Regions from separate parts of the Homo sapiens genome. Here region 2 is linked to region 1. Evidence: chromatin contacts called from ENCODE Hi-C or POLR2A ChIA-PET data. All regions are on one chromosome and are shown on one strand. The core of a region is the stretch at or near the end of the contact, and the rest is flanking DNA. Distances in the headings are between cores, read along the strand shown. Region 1 holds the start of CAPZB (capping actin protein of muscle Z-line subunit beta). Region 2 overlaps IFFO2 (intermediate filament family orphan 2).

Region 1 (5,444 bases), core at 1,064-3,563:
CTTGCCATGTTTGAATATCCCATTTTATGTTTTTCAAACGGTATCATTAAACCTTCTGACATACAAGCAGCTTGGTACAATGGGAAGAACAGTTTAGAGCCTGCCAGATGGGCTTCCACTGACCAACAGTGGTTCCTCCACTGGCTGAGCAACACCCTGAATAAGTCACTCCACCTCCTGAGCCTCAGCTGCCTCATCTATAAAATGGGGACAGCCCCAGAAGGGCTTCCTGTGGATGAAAACAGCTTGTACAGGTGAAGCACACCACAGTGACTGGCAGACAGTTCCTCCACCCTTTCCAGCCTTTTCAGATGAGAGCTGAGTACAAGACTCCTGAGAAGCTTCAGGTGTCATGTGCTCCTCCTGGGGGACTGAGGCACTTTCCCATCACCTGGCGAGAATCGCTGCTTCCTGCCTTATACTTTGTCCTGAGTGCACACTCAGGAAACTTCAGCCCACTTTCAAAGTCCTCACCCACCACTGCCCTGGAGAAGTCGTTCTCCATCAAGGCCTGGGGCCAGGCCCACCTCCCCAAACAAGGAGTTTTCAGCCAAAGTTACTGGACAAATCCGAAGGCCTTAAAAGTGGCATTGCCCATGTTTTTAATCAGCATACAGGAAGGCATCAAAAGAAAGCTTAACCCATCTCAACTACTCACCCTCGTTCAGCAGCAACATCCCTTGACTAAACAAGGAACCATGGTCCTCAAAACACTTTGAGGCCCAAAGTCCACATACAAACATGCTCCAAAAATCCCTTGATCCTGTCAGGAAGAAGTTCTCTGGCCCTTCCAACCTAAGTGCTGGGCCTGTCCTGCAGAAGGGTCAAGTGGCAGGAGGGCAGGTCTATCTGTGGGGGCCTATGTGAAACCCCAGGTTCCTCAAAAGTCTGGATAGCATCTGCCTTCTTTACCAAAACAAACACCACGAGCGGAGCCAGCACTCTCCCTAGGCGTTCTGCTCACCTGATCCGAGGGACTTCCATAATCAGCAGTTCCAACCCTTGCAAGCTGACAGTTCAGAGGGAAGGGGAGGCTGCGCCTGCTTGGGTGCATCGTGTCCAGGCCATATGCTGGATCCAGGGCCTGGTGGCCCCCCAAGGCCACGGCCTCACAAGGGCGATTGTGCGTTCATCCTTGTCCTGTGGGCCACCCATCCTCGCCCCTCGGCTCCCACTCAGGCCCGGGCGCCGTGGACCCCGGCCTGCCCTGCAGAATGCTTCGCACGCACAGCACCCACGGCGGCAGCCTCGAGAAGGGCCCGCAGAGCAGCGCGCTGCCTTCTGGGCACACCGATGCCCGCCCTTCCCTCGCTGGCTCCTAGGCGGCCTCCCTAGAAGCGGCAACTGAGAAGGCACAGCACCGGGACCACCCCATCCCTGATGGAGAGCTCCCCTCGCTCCCCAAAGGCTGCAAAGAAGGCGCGCCCCAGGTACAGGGAAGGGGACCCTGGGTCGTGCACCAGGCAGGGGGCAGGACCCTGATGAGAGGCTCAGGGCGGGGACCGAGCGGGGCTGACGCAGGTTACGCTAGGAGTGGCGAAAAGTCCAGGGAAGGGGATCATGGTGGGGAGGGGGCAGTGAGGTCCAGACGGGGGCCATGGGCGGAGAAGAGGAGGTCCAGATTTAAGTTCACAGAGAGAAGAGGAGATTCAGGCTGAGGCCACGGAGAAGAGGGGAAGCAAACCTAGGCCGCTGCAGAAGGGGCTGACCGGGGTCCAGCCTGAGGCCATGGAGAAGGCAAAGGGGGAGGGACAGAGGGAGGCAGCGGCCTAGCCTGGGCCATGGCAGGGAGAAACGACGGCCTAGCCTGGGCCGGAGAGACGGGGGAAAGCAGACCTAGCCCTAGACCGGGGGAGGAAGGGGGCCCACGCCAGGGTCACCGAGGGGGTGCCTGGCTGGGGACACGGTTCGGGAGGGAGGGTCTAGCCTGGGCTATGGGAGAGACCAGCCTGAACACAGAGGTAGTGAGTGGGACTCCAGCTTGCGCCAAGGGCGGGGGCTGGGAGCGGGGGCAGGGTCACTGCCACCCAAGTCGTCCGCGCCGGCGGCACCCTCCTGGGCGGGGAGGGACCGGGTCCACCCAGGGTCCGGGACCCCGCCCCTCCCCCACCCCGGGAAGCCACCCGTCCCAGGCCAGGGATGGGCAGGGGGAGGGGGACGCGAGCTCCGGAGGGGCCCCCGGGCCGGGGAGGGGGCCGTGCGGCCTTTACCATGGTGGCGGCGGCGGCGGCGGTCCCGGTCCCGGCGTCAGTGGCTCTCCCCCCCGCAGCAGGGCCCGGCGCTTCCACTTCCCCGGGTGCCCAGGAGTGAACATCCGGGTCAGCACCCCCCTCCCCCCGCGCCGGGCCGCCGCCACCTTCCTTCCCCGCCCCGGCCCGGCCCGGGCCCGCCCCCCACGCCGCCAGCTCGCGGCCAATGAGCGCGCGGGGCTGCGGCGATCGCCAAGTATGGAGAGCGGCGCGAGAGGCGGGCGCCGACGGGGTGCGGGGGCGGGGCCTGCGAGGCGGGGCGGGGCGCGGCGCTGCGCGGCGCGGCTGCCGGGAGTCCCCGGCACGGGTTGCGGGCCGGGGCGGAAAGGTCTCCTGGCTGTCTGAGGTCCAGTCCCCGACTCTGGGCCTGCAGCAGCGAGTGGCGGCGAGGGAACCGCACCCCACAGTCCCCGCGGGCGGGGATGCGGAAGGCACCGCGGCTGGGAGGGGACCGGCCCTCCGCGCCCCACCCCGTGCACGCGCTCACTCCTGCGGCGCACCCGGAACTGCCGCCGAGCGCGGACCGGCCCGGCCCAGCCCAACCCAGCCCAACCCAGCACTGGGGGAGCGCGCCGGGAGCGGGGCAGGAGCCCAGCGCTGCCGCTCGCTACGGCAGGATCTGGAGCGCCGCGCTGCACCTGAGCCCGGGCACGAATTGAGGAGCCTCGGGCTGACGCCATTTATTCAGCACCTACTATGTGCCAGGCCTTGTTTAGGCACCGGAAGATAACAGATAAGACATAAAGATCCCTGCCGGTATAGCTGCAGACAGAATATCTGTGAGGATGACACAGGTAGAGATTAGAAAATTAAGTTCAACAGGTCGGCCGCGGTGGCTCACGCCTGTAATCCCAGCACTTTGGAAGGCCGAGGCGGGCCAAGGTCAAGAGATCGAGACCATCCTGGCCAACATGGTGAAACCCCGTTTCTACTAAAAATACAAAAATTAGCTGGGCGTGGTGGTTCGCTCCTATAGTCCCAGCTACTCGGGAGGCTGAGGCAGGAGAATCGTTTGAACCCGGGGGCAGAGGTTGCAGTGAGCCAAGATCGCGCCACTGCACCCCAGCCTGGCGACAGAGCAAGACTCTGTCTCAAAAGAAAAAAAATTAAGTTCAACAAATGCTAGCTGTTATGAGTACTGTTGAATGTGCTACAGAGAACCATTCCATTAGCCCAGAAGGGCTTCCTCGCTCCACAAAGTGACTCAAGTTTCTCTCTCCCAATCTCTCTCTCTCTCTCTCAATCAAATATTTGTTAAGCTTAGTCTAGGTAGCAGGAGAGATCTGGATTGCTAACAATATCTGCCTCCGTGGCCTGTTTGCTTTGGTTAAATCAAATTAGGCGATCTGTGAGGGGATGGTAAACTGCACAGATGACAGGAATTGTTTCCCTGAGCCAGGCCCTGTCCTCAGGGAGCTCATAGACAAGTCGAAGCTTTCACAGGTAGCCACTGGCAGAAAAAGCATACGGGTAAGTCTCGCAAGAATGGTATTGGATGAGTATTACAGAAATTCAAGGAAGAGAATGGCACACGCAGTAGATACTTATTGAGCATCTGCTATGTGCCAAGCACTGTGCTAGGCTCTGGAAATAGAGCAATGAGCAAAATAACCCACATGGTTGTGGAGCTTGAGTGTTGTCAGGGAGACAGTCGGCCACCAGGCAAATACAGTGTCCAAGGCCAGGCACAGTGGCTCACGCCTGTAATCTCAGCACTTTGGGAGGCCGAGGTGGGCAATCGCTTGAAGTCAGGAGTTCCAGATCAGCCTGGCTAACATGGCGAAACCCCGTCTACTAAAAATACACAAAGTTAGCCGAGGCCGGGCGCAGTGGCTCACGCCTGTAATCCTAGCACTTTGGGAGGCCGAGGTGGGCGGATCACGGGGTCAGGAGATCGAGACCATCTTGGCTAACACGGTGAAACTCCGTCTCTACTAAAAATAAAAAAATTAGCTGGGCGGGATGACGGGCGCCTGTAGTCCCAGCTACTCGGGAGGCTGAGGCAGGAGAATGGCGTGAACCCGGGAGGCGGAGCTTGCAGTGAGCCGAGATCGCGCCACTGCACTCCAGCCTGGGCGACAGAGAGAGACTTCGTCTCAAAAATAAAATAGTAATAATAATAATACAGTGTCGGGTAGTGATTAGAGATAATGAGAAAAATTCAAGCAAACAGGTAGGCAGGCAAGGCCTAACTTAGCAATATTTGATCATATAGCTGAAGGGAAGGAGGGAGCAAGCCGTGTGGATAGCAGAGGCACAAGGAGCAGCAAGGGTAAAAACCCTGAAGGTGACAGTGCTGCATCAGCACTGGTGTGTTTTCAAGGGCCAGACAGGAGGCCAGTGTGGCTAGCCTAGGTCGAGCAGGAGCTGAAGGACAGGGCAATGACAAGATTTGACCTAGGCTTTAAAAGGATCATGAGGCTGCTGTGTTCTGAATGGACTGTAGGGGGACTAGGGCCTTAGAAAGCCATTTCTATATTGAGGACATTTATTTATTTAAAAAGCACTGATATGGCACATCCTATGTGATGAACACTGTTAAGCACCTTACAGATAATAAGCCATTTAATCCTCATGACAGAAGCCTGAAAAGGTAAGGAGCTTGCCCAAGGTCACACAGCAGAGAGATGAAGCTGGCTTAGACCAGGGTAGTAGCATTGGAGATGGCAAGAAGTAGATAGTATTCTAGGTATTTCCTGATGTATTGGTGGTAGGCATGAGAAGAAAGGAATCAAGGATGATGCTAAGATTTTTTTTTTCATATTTAAAGACTTTGTCTTCTGTTGTTTTTTGTTTTGAGACAGTGTCTCAGTTCTGTTGCCCAGACTGGAGTGCAGTGGCGCAATCATAGCTCACTGCAGCCTCAACACCCCCGGACTCAAGTGATCCTCCCACCTCAGCCCCTCCCCACCCCCGCCCTGAGTAGCTGGGACTACAGGCGTGCATCACCGTGCCAGGCTAATTTTTTTGTAGAGACTGAGTCGCACTGTATTACCCAGGCTGGTCTCGAACTCCTGGGCTTAAGCAATCCTCCCACCTCAGCCTCCTAAAGTGCTGGGATTACAGGCATGAGCCACTGCACCCGGCCAAGACTTTGTTTTTTAGAGCAGTTTTAGTTTCACAAGAAAATTGAGAGGAAGGTACAGAGACAATCCATATATACCCCCCTGCCCCACATATGCAGAGCCTCCCTGA
Region 2 (4,878 bases), core at 1,476-3,975, 560 kb before region 1:
TGAGGACAGACCCCGCATGTGGACAGCAGCTGGCTTGACTGAAGAGCCTGTCGCCCGCCCTGACATCCCTCCCGGCGGTGGTGGAGAAAACCTGGCTCCGCCAGCTCCAGTGTTGACAATGCAGAAAAGCTCTGTCCTTGGATCGTTCTGAGGACTGGCATGAAGGGCCAGGTGGGCGATGTGTTTCTTACGGCACTCCAGACACCTGTATTCCCTGCCCACCCACCCAGAGCCAGGGAGCACTCAGCTTAACTGAGAACTGGTGAACCAAGTTGCTGGCACAGAGATTTCAACACCAGCTTCCCAAGCACAACCCTCCCTCTTCCCTGGGTCTGCCCACAAGAGTAAGGTTTCAGTGGGGAGGGTGTTTCAGGCAGAGGGACCAACAGAAACAAAGAGGGCAGCAGGAAGGGACAGGCCAGGCGCTGTCTGCCACCAAGAGGCGGGTGCACCTACTTTGGATCAGCGGTTTGCAGACATCGTTTCCTTTCAGCCTGCACCATCCCCTCTCCCAGCCCCAGCCCATGGCTGAGCAAACGACTTGCCCAAAGACTGCCTAGGAAGTGGCAGCGCCTGGATTCGAACCCAGGTCTGACAGAATCCTACGCCCGGGCCCTTTAAGGCTGAAAGGGGAAGGAAGGCTGGAGTGAACATAAAGAGATCACTTTTGGGGCACAAAGGCCATTTTCCTCGAGTCTCCCTCAGCAGTCCAGGAGCTGTTCTGTTGGCTGGGGAGGGGTCCTTTCTGGTCTTTTGAAGACTCCAGAATATTGACAGGCCTGCCACTGGCAGAAAATGAGGTGACAAACACATCCCAGTGCTCTCTGCAGGGCCTTTCCATAGATCCCCTCCATCATACTGCACATGCACTGGGCTGGAAAGCTACCCTGTCCCCACTTTACAAGTGGGAAAATGAAGACCCAGGGCCTATGGACAACTCCAGCCACGGCTGACACGGCCTGAATCACTGAGAGCCGCCCCTGCCCACCCTGACCCAACAGCTCATAAAACTTCCAAATCCTTCTCTTTTCTAGCGCTGGATGAGAGAAGGGACATTTATTGATTACCTTCTCGGTGGTATCCACCACATTAGGCACTCATACTTCCCTCTATAAAATCCCGCTGAGCCCTCCCCTGGGGATCATCCCCATGTTGCAGATGAGGCTCAGAGGTCAGGTAACTCATTTCCCCTCTTCCTCTCTCCTCCTCAGCCTCCTGAAACCCTAGCCATTCTCCCAGGCTTGTCTCAAATGTCATCTCTTCCCCAAGCCTCACATCCACTTCCATTGTTTGCCCCACAGCTTAAAGCAGTGGAGGCCCCAGGATCTCCTCTTCCCCAGTGGCATGGTTGTGGGATCCCACGGCACACAGCTCTTGCCCAAAGGAGCCAGTCCCGTGACGCCAGGGCCAGTGATGGCTCCATTGTGTGGTCACCGCCACTTCCACCTTCCCCACCGCCACCGGGGGCTGGCACTCATCTCGGGAGGTCTCAGGCACAGAGATGGGGCAAAGAGGAAGCAAGAGGCAAGTTCCCTGGTCTAGGTGGGAAAACAGGCACAGGAGCCGGGTCTCAGGTCGGGGGTCCAGTCCTTCTGCAGGCCCAGAGAGCTGGTTATGATGATCATTCCTGTGCTTGCTACTGTATTCCCTGCACCTCAAACTGGCTGGGCACTTGCTAAGGAGTCAGACATTTATCGAATGGATTGGTTGGATGGATGGATGGATGGATGGATTGGTTGGATGGATGGATGGATTGGTTGGATGGATGGATGGATGGATGGATGGATGGATGGATGGATGGATTGGTTGGATGGATGGATGGATGGATGGATGGATGGATGGATTGGATGGATTGGTTGGATGGATGGATGGATGGATGGATGGTTGGATGGATGGATGGATGGATTGGTTGGATGGATGGATGGATGGATGGATGGATGGATGGATGGATTGGTTGGATGGATGGATGGATGGATGGATGGATGGATGGATGGATGGATGGATTGGTTGGATGGATGGATGGATGGATGGATGGATGGATGGATGGATGGATTGGTTGGATGGATAGATGGATGGATGGATGGATGGATGGATGGATGGATCCAAAGCTGCACTTACTCCTCAGTGCCCTGATGGCCCTCGCCTCCAGACAGAACTCCTTTCCCCCAGAGCATCCTTAGACTGAACATCCCAGCCCAGGGGCTCACAGGAGGCAAATTCCCAGCATAGCCCCTGCACTCAGCTTCATCCATTCGGCTCCAGAGCCTCTCCTGGGAGAGGCCAGGCCAGGCCAGGGGGAGGGATGGCCAGGGCAGGAAGCAGGCAGGAGAAGGAGAAACCTTCCCTTTCCCACTTCCCACAGCCCTGGGCCAGGGAGGGGAGGCAGGGATGTCAGAACAAAGAGTGCAGGGAGAGGAAATGACTCCACAAAAGCACAAAGCAGCTGAGATCAGGGGCCTCGGCCACCATCTTAGCAGAACAAGCACTCTCTGAGGCTGGTGGCCAGGAGGGAGAGGTGGCAGCACCACCCCAGCCAGATGTGGTCTCTCCGCATTCCTGAGGAGCCACCACTGGAACCACGTGAGGGACGAGAAGTCTCTGCTGGCCTCTGGGGAAAAGGGGTGGGCAGATTCTATGCCAGTCCCCACCCCCACCCCACTCAGGGCCAGTGCCTCCCCCTCTCCCGTCAGCTCAAGATGACACACAGACCCGCAGGAAAGGGACCGACAAGCCTGCCCTACAGAGGGGCGGAAACCCAAGCTGAAGTCACCAGCAGAGGGGCTGACTCACAGATTTTTCACTTCCTGTGCAGTCAGAAAAAGAGGCTCGAGGCTCCCGCTCAGGAGGAAAGTAGGTGCAGGCCCAGCAAAACAATGAAGCCCTCCAGGGACGAACCTGGGGCTCCTGGAGTGAGCATCCCAAGACACCAGGGCAGCAAGAGACGGGTTCAAATCCTGCCCCATCACTTCCCAGTTGCGTGATCTTGAGCAAGTCAGTTACCCTCTCTGGGCCTCAGTTGTCCCCTCTGTGAGTTGGGAAACCAGCCACCCCCTTTCGAAGGTGGCTGTGAGAACTACAGGAAGGGGATGGTGTGGGTAAAAGCACCCTGGCATCCAGCAGACCATGGGTGTTCAGCAGCTCCACGTCAACGGCACAGCGCATGGCTGCCTCCCACCTCCAGAGTTGGGAGGGAGGTGTGGAAATGGCCCACACCTTGCGGGAAGGCGAGCGGCCGGCACGCCTAGGCCGACTCACTCAGGTGAAGGGAAATGAGCTCAGGTGAGGCTGGGCTGGAGCCCTCAGTGGAAGACTTCATTCTGGGCCAAGCGTGGGCCTGGCCTCTGGCAGAGGGCAGGTGGGGGCAGAGAGCAGCTTCCTTCCCGGCGGGTGGAGGGCTGGCACCTTCTCAGCTCCACCCTGGCCTCGGGGAGCTCACCCCACTGCAGCAGGGCTGGATGCAGGTGGCCAGGGAGCTGTGCTGGAGCCCGGCTGCTCAAACCACAGATTTGGCCCAGCCAATGCCCCTCAGCTCTGCGCTGCCCTAGCTCCTGTGTTTGCCCACCTGCAGATGCACAGAGGCATCCTCACAGCAGAGCCAGGGCCAAGCCTGGGGGCCCCAATCAGCTGTTCTTCTCTAAAATAATATCTGAGCTGGAAGAAGAGGCTGCAGGCACAGTGGTAGACCAGGGGAGCCCTTTCTGCAAATGCAGTTTTGCAGAAGCTGATGGATTGGGAAGACCAGAGCAGGCTCCCCGGTGGGGTCAGGGCTGCGTGCCCCCAACAGCCTCCACTTGCTTCTTCTGAGCCCTTCTAGAGAACCTGAAAACCACAACCGAGTCAACTTCCTCCTTGCACACCATCCCCCTCGAATACCACAGACAATTCATATTTAAGGCAGAAAGAAAATCCGATAAGGGAGTGGGAGTGGGGCAGGGCTGGGAATACAATGTGGAAATCCCGCCACCACTGCTAACACAGGGCTCACCTCCTGGGCAGCTCAGCACTGATGCACGTGTGGATGCCTTGCCTCCTGACTTTCTCTCCCACATGGCACGCTGCAAGCCCGTCTTCTCCCCCGAAAATGGACAGCCAATAAGCTCTAGCCCCTGCGCATGAAAGAGGCCCCCTCCTGCCTGCCCCAAGCCCCACCCCCTGGGGACACCTGGCACCACCTCTTGTGGCCTCCCGGCTCCCATCTCCATGGAGCCCCTGATCCCAAGGAAAGGCTGTCTCGCAGACGTGCCCATCAGAGCCCGGCTGCCCAGCTGTACTCTCCAGCTCTCGGAAGGAAAGACAAATTAAATGCCAACTGATTGTCTCCACGGAGGAGGTATTAATTTAATGTGAACACTTAACCAGGGCAGCCGATTCCATTACAGGCGGGCAGTAATGGCCTGAGCAGGACGGAGCACAGGCTGTACACTGAGGATGGGGGCCAGGTTTGAGAAGCCACTAATCAAGTGTGCCCCCAGAACACTGCCACCCACACAGACACACAGAGCTGCTTTCAACCAGAAACGGCAGCCTCCTCCAGGGATCCCAGCGTGCCAGGTCTGCGCAAGGCTGCTCAGGGGAGAGGCAGAGGGGTCTGACATCCATAGGGAAGTTCCCTGTGGAAGAGCGGGTACTGGGCTAGGAAGCAGGAGGTCCTGGTTCATGCCCTGGCTGCGTTGCTAATTTGCTGCATGACCCTGAGCAAGTCCCTTCTCTGCCCTGGGCCTCAGTCTCCCCATCTATAATAGGATCTCCCAAAATCCCTCGGGACATGACATTTGCAGTGTTATTTGCACGCCCTGGATAGGGCCCTTCCTTGGAGTCCAGAAGTGGTGACAGCCTCAGGGATACCAACTCCATCCGGAGTTATCCTGGGTGCCATCA

What was found. A loop is a pair of places that touch in the nucleus more often than their neighbours do. ChIA-PET counts read pairs that join two places held with the same protein, here RNA polymerase II (POLR2A). Pooled maps may share reads with other maps.
Region 2: a pooled map shows a loop between it and region 1 (6-fold over the local background). The contact joins the enhancer-like site here to the promoter of CAPZB in region 1. A Hi-C loop is called at or near these places in 4 of 50 pooled maps. POLR2A ChIA-PET finds 5 or more read pairs at or near these places in 4 of 52 experiments (Caco-2, activated CD4-positive, alpha-beta memory T cell, endothelial cell of umbilical vein and 1 more).

What each region holds. Positions count from the first base shown.
Region 1 is chr1:19,483,226-19,488,669 of GRCh38, forward strand. CAPZB (capping actin protein of muscle Z-line subunit beta) reads right to left here and starts at 2,314. Exons shown (of 9, transcript NM_004930.5): 1 at 2,211-2,314. The coding sequence starts at 2,213. It also overlaps a transcript of LOC105376819 not described here. RefSeq lists enhancers at 591-1,099, 1,100-1,607, 1,608-2,116, 4,150-4,657 and silencers at 2,021-2,130, 2,161-2,890.
Region 2 is chr1:18,924,051-18,928,928 of GRCh38, forward strand. The region is part of intron 1 of IFFO2 (intermediate filament family orphan 2); the gene reads right to left. Among named protein-coding and RNA genes, the nearest start is that of ALDH4A1, 24 kb to the left of the region's middle. RefSeq lists enhancers at 2,580-2,799, 2,825-3,451, 3,080-3,199, 3,700-3,789, 4,120-4,169. Within about 2 kb of position 2,726, at least 34 of the 41 ENCODE cell types and tissues checked have a DNase peak (open chromatin) inside an H3K27ac peak, as active enhancers do; they include endothelial cell of umbilical vein, where a contact is called at or near this core.